2 separate regions of the Homo sapiens genome follow, and region 2 is linked to region 1. The links are chromatin contacts, found by Hi-C or POLR2A ChIA-PET in ENCODE. All regions are on one chromosome and are shown on one strand. Each heading gives the region's core, a stretch centred on a gene start or an enhancer-like site at or near the end of the contact. The rest is flanking DNA. Distances are from core to core; before and after follow the strand shown.

What was found. Hi-C counts contacts between places; a loop is a spot of excess contacts on that map. ChIA-PET counts read pairs that join two places held with the same protein, here RNA polymerase II (POLR2A). Pooled maps may share reads with other maps.
Region 2: a loop to region 1 is called in a pooled map, with 37 times the contacts of the local background. The contact joins the promoter of NAPA here to the promoter of TOMM40 in region 1. A Hi-C loop is called at or near these places in 4 of 50 pooled maps. POLR2A ChIA-PET finds 5 or more read pairs at or near these places in 2 of 52 experiments (B cell and GM10248).

Annotation. Positions count from the first base shown.
Region 1 is chr19:44,887,767-44,893,686 of GRCh38, reverse strand. It overlaps TOMM40 (translocase of outer mitochondrial membrane 40), which reads right to left and starts at 2,433. Exons shown (of 9, transcript NM_001128917.2): 1 at 1,998-2,433; 2 at 1,227-1,294; 3 at 758-850. The coding sequence starts at 2,271. It overlaps NECTIN2 (nectin cell adhesion molecule 2), which reads right to left. Exons shown (of 9, transcript NM_001042724.2): 9 at 4,464-5,577. The coding sequence ends at 5,308. RefSeq lists a silencer at 2,097-2,736 and enhancers at 3,047-3,206, 3,376-3,877.
Region 2 is chr19:47,513,124-47,519,043 of GRCh38, reverse strand. It overlaps NAPA (NSF attachment protein alpha), which reads left to right and starts at 3,981. Exons shown (of 11, transcript NM_003827.4): 1 at 3,981-4,201. The coding sequence starts at 4,104. RefSeq lists silencers at 538-832, 3,693-4,032 and an enhancer at 3,333-3,602.

The DNA.
Region 1 (5,920 bases), core at 1,184-3,683:
CGGATGGGGGTCCCCTCCTCCACGAAGTGCTCTCTGACCACCTAAGCTGAGTTAGGCTCCCCGACCTTTGGGTTCCCCCATGTCAGCCTTGCCCATCCTGGCTTGTTACTCTCTGGGAACAGTCTGTCCCCTGCCCCACGGGTGAGTCCCATGCTGTTTCAGTCATGTGTGCCAGCACAGGGCTGGGCACAGAATGTGTTGTGCAATGAAGGTTTGCAGAATAAACACATTTGCTGAAGGGAAATGACAGAAGCAGAGACCTCATTCAGTCCCCCCAACCCTGTCTGGGCCTCCAGTTTTGCCCTTCCTAATAACTAGCCCCCACATGGCCACCCCAGAGATGCCCCAGAGATTTCTACAGCGGGAACCTGTGGACCACGTCTTTCCCTTGACCAAACCATGCCATGACTCTCCACAACCCCCTAGAGAAAGTCCAAAGCCTAGTCTGGCATTCAAAGTTCTGCATGATCTACAGTCCAGCCCTTTCCACCCTGGGTCATCGCTGTCTGGTGACAGGGTGGCTGTGGCCACATCCCCAGCACTGCTCAGCATGGGGCCAGGCAGAGAGCAGGGGTTTGGCGGATGTTTGCTGGATGAAGGAATTATTTGTGTCCCAGTGCACCTCGGAGAGATGCAATCCCCATCTCCAGGCTCTCGGTAGCTGTGACCTTTTCCTGATGAGGCCGTCTTAGCTTGACATTTGGCTACAAATTTGTTATTAGAAGGATACAATGAATGGATGAAAAAGGAAGCTCACCTCTGTGGGACTCAGCTGCTTTGTCCCCACATATGTGACCCCGAAGTGGTAGTTGGACTCCCCGATTGTGCTGAGGGCTACTGTGTGGTTGACCTGGAAGGAAAGCGAGAGCTGTGACGATACTGGACAGATAGGCTTGCCCACTGAAGAGGGCAAGGACAAGGTCTCTGGGCTGGGCAGGGGATGAAGACTGGGAGGCACGGCCTGACTAAGAGACTCAGAGAAAGGAGGTGCTGCCGGTAGGCCCACAGACCTGTTCCTTCACTCCAGCCTAGCTGCTATGGGGAGACAGTACCTCTGGATTCTAGGTCCCCAAACTGAGTAGTCAGTCTGGCACTATATCTCCGAGTCTTTTCAAGTATCAGGGAGCCCAGCTCTTGAGGGAGGAGTAATTGGGCCGAGTGTGCAGATGCAGGGAGGGGGACGGCGGGGACGATCTCTGGTGGGTAAGGACACCAGGAAGGCTCACCTGAAAATGGTTACTCAACCCTTTGTTGACTGTGAGCTTGACACCCTCCATCTGAATGGGAAACAGCTCTGGAGAAGAGAAACGCTGTCACACTCCACTCCAACCCCACACCAACTCTCATCTCTTCCTTCCCTACCACCCCCAGCTCTCTCCAGAGACCCACAGCAGAACATCTCACAAAGGATTCCACCTGTAAAGAGGCAGTACAGCCTAGTTAGACAGGGCCAGGGCCTTTGCTTGCTCAAATCTCACTGCCACCAAGCTGAGCAACTTTAGGTCAAACTCATCATCTGAAAGATGGGACCCTCACCACACAGAATTGTCCCAAGGATCTAATGAGTTAACGTATAATGAACACCAGAACAGAACTCCATAAATCTCCACCACTACTACTACTCTAATTGCTCCAGGCTGGGATCCGGAGGCTTTGGGTCCCATACCCAAGGAACCTCGCTGACACCTTGCTGACACCGTGACCTTGGGCCTCAGTTGCCTTCCCGATCACAAGAGAAGTCTGGCTTGGCTGATCCCGGGGCTCCTCAGGTCCCTAAAGGCTTTTCTCTACTGCTATGACATTCCATCCCGTTTCCAGCATTTGATTCCATCATTCTAAGCCCCAAGTCCAACGTTCCACCATTCGATCCCAACATCACCTCCTAGTGCTGTTAAATAATTCCAATGGTGCGCGCCAAATCCCAGAGTCCCCAGTGTCCTCCCCCTTCCCCCGAGATCCAGGCCATCGCAGCCCAGCGGGGGCCCCTCGCCCCTCACCCTTGCACTTCCGGTGGCACTCCTCGAATGTGCCCGGGTTGGGCAGGCAGCCGCAGGCCCCATCCTCGGCGGCCCCTGAGGCGCTGGCGGTTGCAGCCCCGGGGGTCCGTTCCGAACTTCGACTCGTACTGGTGCCGGCGCCCAGGCTGCCTCCCAGCGGCGGCAGCGTGAAGCCCGGCGGCGAGGGCGGAGGTGGCGGCAGCCCCACGAGGGCCGGCGCAGGCGGCGGTGGCGGCCCTGCGGGCGGCGAGCTGGCAGCCAACACGTTCCCCATGGTCGCCTGCTAGGGGAGAGGTCAGAGGGCAGAGGTCAGGGCCCGCGCGCCCCCGACTCAGCCCCAGCAAATCCGCACCCGGCTCCGGCCCCGGTTCTCACTGGCGGCGGCGCCTGCTCCCGGCCTGGGCTCCGCTCCCACCCCGTGCGCCACGCGCAACCGAACCCGCTGCCGCCGCCGCCACCACCGTCGCCCCGCCCCACCTAGCCCATTGGTTTAGTGTGCCCTGAGGCCCGCCCACCAGCGTCAAGACTCGGTCTTCCCATTGGACTTGTGCATAAAGTCCCGCCCACTTTCCCTGAAATGTCCTTTTGTATTGGTTCTCACTCGCAGGGTAGCCACGGCGCCCCTCCCACCCTTCCCATTGGCTCGCAGCGCCTGCGCCTATTGGCTCGCGTCGCCGCGGGTTCCGGTGCTAACCCGCCATTGGTCTGTGCTGAGCATTTTGCCACGCCCGCTGAGGCATCGCCCCGCCTCTCTCCTGGAGGAGGCCCTCTTTTGATTCCGCCCCGCGGCGAGGTTGCTGTGATAATTGGTCGGCTTTGACCCTTGCAGCATTTTGATTGGCTCCAGCGTGTACGGGGTCGACCTTGGTGGCGTATCAGCTTGGTACTCTCATTGGCTAACGTTCCAGGGTCGAAGGACAGGTAAAGGTGGGTTGCGCGGCAGAGGCGGCTAGGCAGCAAGGTCAGGCCTCGCGTCCCACCAGGCACCGCGGCAGCCGGGCCCCCACCCCACCTCTGGTTCGGAGTAGCCGACCTAAAACCGGAAGTGCTGGCCCTTCCCAGAGTGCCTCGGGAGAATTCTAATCTGTTCTGCGAACCCTGCGCTGCTCCTCGTTACCCACAATGCCCTCATCACCTCTTAGCGAAACAGTTGCCTTAGACCCACCCCTTTCGTTACCCATCATGCCTCTTGTTCCTCGCGTCACTGCGGCTTCTATCTTTGGCCCATTCATTCCTCTCCCATTACCCATCATGCCTCTGCCCCATTCATTTGAGCTTCATTGCCCAGACTACTTTTAGCTCCAGCCTGCCTGCTCACTTTCGTCGTTCTTCCGGCCCTTCTCTAATTAGCCATCATGTTTTGGATCCATGAACTCCTGTCCGTTACCTCCCTTGCCCCCGGTCCCTATTTTTCCATTATTCATCACTCTGCCTCTGGCCCATTCATTCAGGTTTATTATCCGTCATGCCTTGGGCTCCTATTACAACATTATTCATGATTTTGCCTTTAGTCTACTTTTACTTGCCGTTTATTCATTAAACTTGAGCCTCTTATACTTTCGTTACTGCTTTTTTAATTTTTATTTTTTTAAAGACAAGGTTGGACTCTGTCACTCAGGCTGGAGTGCAGTGGCGCCATCATAGCTTACTGCAGCCTTGAACTTCTGGCCTCAATCGATCCTCCTACCTCAGCCTCCAGAGTAGCTGAACTACAGGTGCGTGCCACCACGCCCGGCTAACTTTCGTAGAGGCGGGGTCTCACTGTGTTTCCCAGGCTGGTCTCTTAACTCCTGGACTCAGTCGAGCTTCCCGCCTCAGTTTCCCGAAGTGCTGGAATTACAGGAATGAGCCACTGCATCTGGCCAATTGCTATTTTTATCTTTGTCCCATTCATCATACTGCTGTTGCAATTATGAATGTTCATTAAACAGCATGCCCTGGACCCCTCCCCATTCCATTACTCAACATTCTGTTTTTAGGGCTGGGCGCAGTGGCTCACGCCTGTAATCCCAGCACTTTGGGAGGCCGAGACGGGTGGATCACGAGGTCAGGAGATCGAGACCATCTTGGCTAACGCGGTGAAACCCCGTCTCTACTAAAAATACAAAAAATAAGCCGGGCGTGGTGGTGGGCGCCTGTAGTCCCAGCTACTCGGGAGGCTGAGGCAGAGGAATGGCGTTAACTCAGAAGGTGGAGCTTGCAGTGAGCCGAGATCATGCCACTGCACTCCAGCCTGGGCGACAGAGCGAGACTCCGCCTCAAAAAAAAAAAAAATTTTGTTTTTGATTGATACATTTTTGCTCATTACTCTCTCAATTCTTATTTTGTATCTTTGGTCCCTTTGTTTTTGTCTTTAACTCTCTTGACCCCAGTTCACTGATTCTCTCAAGCCCTTAGACTCCTTCCTCATTCCCCTTCATGTCTCACCCCATCCCCTTCACATCCCACAGAAAAGGCAAGACCTGGTCAAAGTATAAATTCATATTTTGTAGGAAATGTAGTTTACAAAACAGTATCAATTGCTACCCCCAATTCAGATGACCCACTTTCCCCGGAAGGGGGATGTTTAGGTCCTATTCCACTGGGCAAGGGTAAAATGATTCAGTAGTCTTCCAGGTTAACAGTAAATTCTTCTCCCAAGGCTGGGGCCATCAAGGCACAGTCTGTATGAGGCTCACCCTGTCTGACCCTAGGCTGGGGCTGCTTGCTTGGTAGGCAGGAATTGGGGTGGGGGTGGGGGCTCAGGGAAGGGTCTGGACCCTGAGACTTCTGCTTACAGGAGGGTGCTGGGAAAACCCTGCCTTGGGCTGGGGAATCCCCTCTTTCCCACCTTTGGGGAACAGGGTGGGGAGGGGGTAAGTGGGACCCTGCTGCCTGGAGGGCTCAGGTCTGAGCAGCAGGGAGCCCTCAGCGCCCACTCCAGCAGACCTATTGGGAATTTACTACCTGAAGACAAATTATAGGTCTAGGGTCTTCTTTGTGATTTTGGGGGAGTCGAGGCATTGGGGGGTGAGAGGTATGGTCTAAGGTCACAGTCTGGGAGAGGAGTCCTTGGGATCAGAGGTTGTGCAGAAGCACCTTCCCCACCTCCTGCCTCATGAGATAAGGTTGCCAGGATTCCATTATCACGGTGAATTTCTCTGGGCTCATGGGTTAGGGGTCATAGTGGAGCCACCAAGGTAGACATCACAAATGGAATGCATATGTGTTAACTGACAGTGGCCTGGCCAGAGGTCAGGGGGCACTAGATCCTTGGCAAGAAAGCTAAGGGATCAACAGGTGAGATGTGAGACGCCAGGCGCATGGCAGCTCACACATACATGGCCCGGGACATGACAAAGCCTTTGCCCTGGTAGGAATCAGAGGGGCTGCTATAGGACAGAGCATCATAGATGGGGTTGATCTTGTCCAGATACTCTTCCTCCTCCTCCCCCTCCTCATCCTCTAGATCCAGGGAAACGTCTTCCACAGCAGGTGGCCCTGGAGGCACCGGGATGGGGGACCCCAGGCTTGTGGCTCCAGGGTGCAAGGGTCCTGACCGTTCTTCCAAGGTGGGCAGCTCATGGTATCGAGGCATTTCCTGGAGGTAGAGAGAGGACAGGAACTCAAGATCACTTCCTACGCACGACACAGATTACCAATCTGCTCTTGACCCCAAAATCCTGACCGCTCTCTCCCCATGCCAACAAGATGCCACCTCACTCCTTGTCCCCTGAGGCCATATTGCACTGGGACATTCATTCAGCCCTTCCTTAACCCAAAGCCCAGCTCGTGCAACTCACCCTGTTAATCCTGGGACTCACTTTTGACACTCGATCTCTGCAAATCTTTCCCCATGAACCTTTCACCTCAGTCTTGACCTCAAATACTTAACCTTGGGCTCTAAACAGTCCTTTGAACCTTGAGCGCAACCTCAGTGTCTG
Region 2 (5,920 bases), core at 2,732-5,231, 2.6 Mb before region 1:
TCCCTGTGGGAGCCTCAGTTTTCTCAATCTGTAAAATGGGATGAAAATTGCCCCTCCTCAACCCCCGCAACCTATCAGTTAAATAAAATGTAAATTATGGCCAGGCGTGGTGGCTTACGCCTGTAATGCCAGCACTTTGGAAGTCCAAGGTGGGCGGATCACTTGAGGTCAGGAGCTCGAGACCAGCCTGGCCAACATGGTGAAACCCCATCTCTACTAAAAATATAAAATACAAAATTAGCCAGGTGTGGTGGTACATGACTGTAATCCCAGCTACTTGGGTGGCTAAGGCACAAGAATTGCTTGAATCCAGAGGCAGAGGTTGCAGTGAGCAGAGATCGTGCCACTGCACTCCAGCCTGGGCAACAGAGCAAGACTCCATGTCAAAATAAATAAATAAATAGAAATAAAATGTAAATTAAGCACTTGGGAGGGTGCACCATAAGAACTGAATGGCTACTAGTTAACAAGCTCTCATGTGATTGCTAATATTGTTTGGATCCCATCCTAAATAAATCCAATGAACTCTGGAAATGGAAAAAAATTCCCTGGTTGAAAAGGCTGAGGGGTTATATTATCTGTTGCTGCATGACAAATTACCCTGAAATGGAACAGCTTAAACAGAAGCTTTTACATAGTGTTGCTTTGACAGACATGGAACCAAAACCGCTTGTGGTAATCCAGGCTCACCCCCACCTGCTCTGTGGTCAGGACACAGTGGCAACCACAAGTAGGTGGTCCAGGCAAGTCTATTCATGTATGAAGAGAGTTGGGGGAAGGCTTCTTATGCCTTGCTCGGCTCAGCCAACCCCCTAGATAATAGCGGTTTCTCAAACTGTGGTCCCGGGATTATCTGCATCCTAATTTTACTTTTTTTTTTTTTTGAGATGAGACAGGGTCTCACTCTGTTGTCCCGGTTGGAGTGCAGTGGCACAGTCATAGCTCACTGCAGCCTCAAACTCCTGGGGTCAAACAATCCTCCCACCTCAGCCTCCCAAGGAGTAATTAAAATTTTTTTAATTTTGTGGAGATAGGATCTTGCTTTTTGCCTAGGTTGGTCCTTAACTCCTAGGCTCAAGCGGTCCTCCCGCCTTGGTCTCCCAGAGTGTTGGGATTACAGGCATGAACCACCAGGTCTGGCTGCATCCTAATTATATAGGGTTCTGTTTTTTAAAAATGCAGATTCCTGTGACCCACCACAGACTCAGAATTGGAACCATTGTGGGTACGGCCTTGGAAACTGTTTTATTTAAAGAAGATTTTTAGGATAGTTTTAGATTTGTAGAAAAACTGCAATGACAGCAAAAAAAAATTCCCACATACCCCAGTTTCCCCTATGATTAACATCTTATATTAGAATGGTACATTTATTACCACGTATGAACCAGTATGGCACAATATTATTAACTAAACTTCATAGTTTATTTAGATTTCCTTAGTGTTTTTGTTTGTTTTGAGATGGAGTCTCACTCTGTCACCCAGGCTGTAGCACAGTGGCACAATCTCGGCTCACCACAACCTCCACCTCCTGGGTTCAAGCAATTCTGCTTCAGCTTCCTGAGTAGCTGGGACTATAGGCGCCCTCCACCAGGCCCAGCTAATGTTTGTATTTTTAGTAGAGACAGTGTTTCTCCATGTTAGCCAGGCTGGTCTGGAACTCCTGACCTCAGGTGATCCACCCGCCTCAGCCTCTCAAAGTGGTGGGATTACAGGTATGAGCCACCGCACCCGGCCAATTTCCTTGGTTTTTTAACTCAATGCCCTTCTGTTCCAGGATCCCACCGAAGGTAAGACATTACATTTAGCAGTCACGTCTCCTTGGCTGTGATGGTTTCTCAGGCTTTCCTTGTTTTGATGACTTGACAGTGTTATTTGTTTGAGACGGAGTCTCCCTCTTGTCCCCCAGGCTGGAGTGCAGTGAGGCAATCTCCGCTCACTGCAACCTCCACCTCCAGGGTACAAGTGATCCTCCTGCCTCAGCCTCCCAAGTAGCTGTGATTACAGGCATGCACCACCTCACCGGGCTAAGTTTTTTGTATTTTCAGTAGCGACGGGGTTTCCCCATGTTGGACAGGCTGGTCTCAAACTCCTGGCCTCAAGTGATCCTCCTGCCTTGGCCTCCCAAAGTACCAGGACTACAGATGTGACACACTGCACCCACCAACAGTGTTGAGGAGTACTGGGCAAGTATTTTGGAGGATGTGGCTCAACTGGAATTTGTCTAGTGTTTTTTTCATGATTAGATTGAAAGATCCCAGAAGTAAAGAGCCATTTTAATCACATGACTTATCAATGTTGAGGTTAACCTCAATCACCTAGATGTCAATGTCAGGTTTCTCCACTGTAAATTTAGGCTTTTTCTCCCCTTTCTTGTACCCTCTTCTTTGAAAGGAAGTCACTATGCACAGTCCATACTTACAGAATGGGGAGGTATCCTTCACCTTCTTGAGAGCAGAGTATCTACGCAGATTATTTGGAATTCTTCTGCACAAACTATTTGTCTATTCTCCCCCCTTTATTTATTTGTTCTATATTCATCTATATGACCATAGGCTCATGGATACTTTATGTTTGGGATTATAATCCAATACTACTTTATTTTGATGCTCAAATTGTTCCAGCTTTGGCCATTGGGAGTTCTTTCAGTTGGCTCCTTTGGCATACCCCCTAATTTTGTGTGTGAGCACACGTGTGGAATACTTCCTTCCTTTCTGGCACTACAAAGTTATACTGAGGTGAGCTATGATTGTGCTGCTGCACTCCAGCCTGGGCGACAGACCGAGACCCTGTCTCCAAAACCAACAACCCAAAGAGTGAGACCCTGTCTCAGAAACCAGCAACTCAATTTTCTGGGACAGCAGGAGGTGTGTTTGAGCCTAAACTTTTTTTTTTAGAGACAGAGTCTTGCTATGTTGCCCAAGGCGGGACTTGAACTAGACTCAAACTCCTGGGCCCAAGCGATCCTCTCGCCTCCCGAGTAGCTGGGATTATAGGCACGAGACACCGCGCCCATCTTCGAATCTGAATTTTTTTTTAACACGCTCTCTTCAGCTATTTTTTTTTTTTTTCTGAGACTAAGTCTCACTCTGTCGCCCAGGCTGGAGTGCAGTGGCACGATCTCGGCCCGTTGCAACCTCCACCTCCCCGGTTCAAGCGATTCTCCTCTCTCAGCCTCCTCAGTAGCTGGGATTACAGGAGTGTGCCACCACACCCGGTTAATATTTGTATTTTAGTAGAGCGGGGTTTCGCCATGTTGGCCGGGCTGGTCTCAAACTCATGACCTCAAGTGATCCGCCCGCCTCGGCCTCCCAAAGTGCTGGGATTACAGGCGTAAGCCACCGTGCCCGGCCCTCTTCAGCTATTTTTTATGAAACCAGAGTTAGAGAACCTCTTAAGTTTTTGTTTGCAGTCTCTCTTCACCGGTCTCCCCAAAGCAGTTCTAGTACTGGCCGACAGAGGGAGCAAGAAAAAGCAGAACGGTTTCCTTTTCCCACAAACGCCTTTCCAAGTGAAGAAACCGGCGAGACCAGCCGCGGGGGCGGGACTAAGTTCTGCGCAGAACTGTCAAACCCGGGCGTGGGCCCCGAGCTGTCACGTGAGTGTCTGCGGTCAGCTGACTGTGCCAGAGTTCCGCGGGGAGGGCGAGTGGGGGACCCCCCGCCCCAGCGCGAGCCGAGGGCTCCTGCTGATTGGTGGAGGAGGATCCAGCAGCAACACCGTGGGGCGGGGCCTCGGCGGGGGGTACTGCCATTGCCTTCCACAGGGTCACGTGGGAGGTGAGGTACAGAGCGCTGGGGAGAGAGTGGAGCGCCGTTCGCCGGTATGTGCGCATGCGTTGAGGTCTCTTGACGCCGATTGGGGGGTCACGAGTCACGGGCGGCGTGCGGCGGCTGGTGGGGGCGTGTCCGGCGGAGCGGGCGCGGCGTTACGAGGCCGCTGGTTGGCCAGCGCTAGTCACGTGGTTCCTGGCCGCAAGCGACGCGCGCCGGTGCGACGTCAACGCAGCCGGGCGAGTTTTACCGATCTGTGTTCCGCGGCCCGGCCGCGGCTGAGTCTTCCCAGGGTCAGGGTCAGGCGCTTTGCTGAGTCCCTTTGTGGCCGCCATGGACAATTCCGGGAAGGAAGCGGAGGCGATGGCGCTGTTGGCCGAGGCGGAGCGCAAAGTGAAGAACTCGCAGTCCTTCTTCTCTGGCCTCTTTGGGTGAGAACCGGGCTGAGGGGTCGGCCGGGACCTAGGCTGAGAGGACGAAGGAGTCACGCTCGGAGGTGGCGGGTTAGGGCACGCAGAGCTCGGGCCGAGGGGACGGAGAGGAACCTGCAATAAGGTGACATGGCCTGAGGCGGCAGAGGGGACGCAGGCTGAGGGCCAAGAGCCTGGGCCGGGGCAACACGGTTTGAGGAGAGACGGTCTGACATGGCGGAAGGGATTTGGGCTGAGGACACACGGACCGAGGCGACACTATCTTGAGGCGAGGAAGGGGACCCAGGCCGAAGACAGGCCAGCGGGCGGGGGAGAACCTGGACCGAGGGAGTACGTCCTGAAGCCTTGGAGGGGACCGGCCTGGGGGGACGGAGGGAGTCCGGGAGAGAAGCCAGGTCCAGAGGCTTTTCGGAGCTCTAGGGGAGTCTGTTTGAAGGCTCTCAGGCGGCAGTGATGGGGCCTGGGGCTGAGGACGCCTGCCCGAGGGACTGACCTTTTCAACCCCTGGAGCAGTGGATTTGCGTGGGCCCTGGGCGGTGAGGGTGAAGGCTGAAGGGGGCTGACACCAGGCAGAGGGGCTCAGGGCTAGATGATCCTAGGAGCGGTGAGCCGCGTCTGAAGTGTGGGGGGTGCATGGGGTGAGTACGGCCCTGGTTAGCAGTGACTAGTTTAAGGACAGCTGAACGGAGGAACCCGGGATGATGGAGTCAAGACTGTGGAGGTCTCAGCACTTTGGGAGGCCGAGGTGGGCAGATTATCTGAGGCGGGGAGTTCGAGACCAGCCTGGACAACATGGTGAAACCCCGTCTCTACTAAAAATACAAAAGTTATCTGGGCCTGGTGGCGGGTACCTGTAATCCCAGCTACTCGGGAGGCTGGGGCAGGAGAATCACTTGAACCCGGAGGTAGAGGTTGCAGTGAGCCGAGATCGAGCCACTGCACTACAGCCTGGGGGACAGAGCGAGACTCTGTCTCAAAAAAAAAAAAAAAAAAAAAGAAAGAAAGAAAGAAAAAAGCCTGAGGAGGCCTGGGTTGAGGCTGGAGACTCCTGGGTGGGGGAATGCGTGGTGGTGGCTTGGCCAAGGAGATGGAGGGATAACAGGGAGAGACAGGGGGACTGAGAGAACCAAAACGGGGGATCAAATTCCTGCTGTGTGATCCTCGAGTAATAGGGATGACAGAGACATGCTGAGAAGAGGGATGGGAAAAGGCCTGGGAGACAGAACTAACACATATGACGTGGCATAAAACTCACGTTAGCTCCTAAAAGCTGACACGACCATCCTGTGATAAATTGTAGTGGCTTAGAAGTGCCAAGAGCCCAAGTAGCTCTGCCACTTACTTCATGACTTTGGGTAAATTGTTTAGTCTCCCTGCTAAAGGAGATCACAAATCAAACCTACCTCCCATTTGCTATGAGTGTTAGAATTGAGCCTGGCGTGGAGTTACATCTCTGAGAGTGTTAGCTGTTGTTAATGTGACTTCCAGAAGGAAACAGGTTCGGAGCGTGCAGAGAGCTGATGGGGGTTCAAGGTGGACGCCCGAGCGGAGAGGTCTGGGAGGGGTCAGGAGAGGGAGAGACTGAGAAACATGAGTGTGCTAAGAGGAGCTGAAAGGGAACAGAAAAGGGATCCACGAAGACTTAGTAGGGTTGAGAGGAGCATGAGGCTCTGGGCAGAGGAAGGAGAAGGGAGTTTGGCAGGGGGCGGTGGTGTGGGA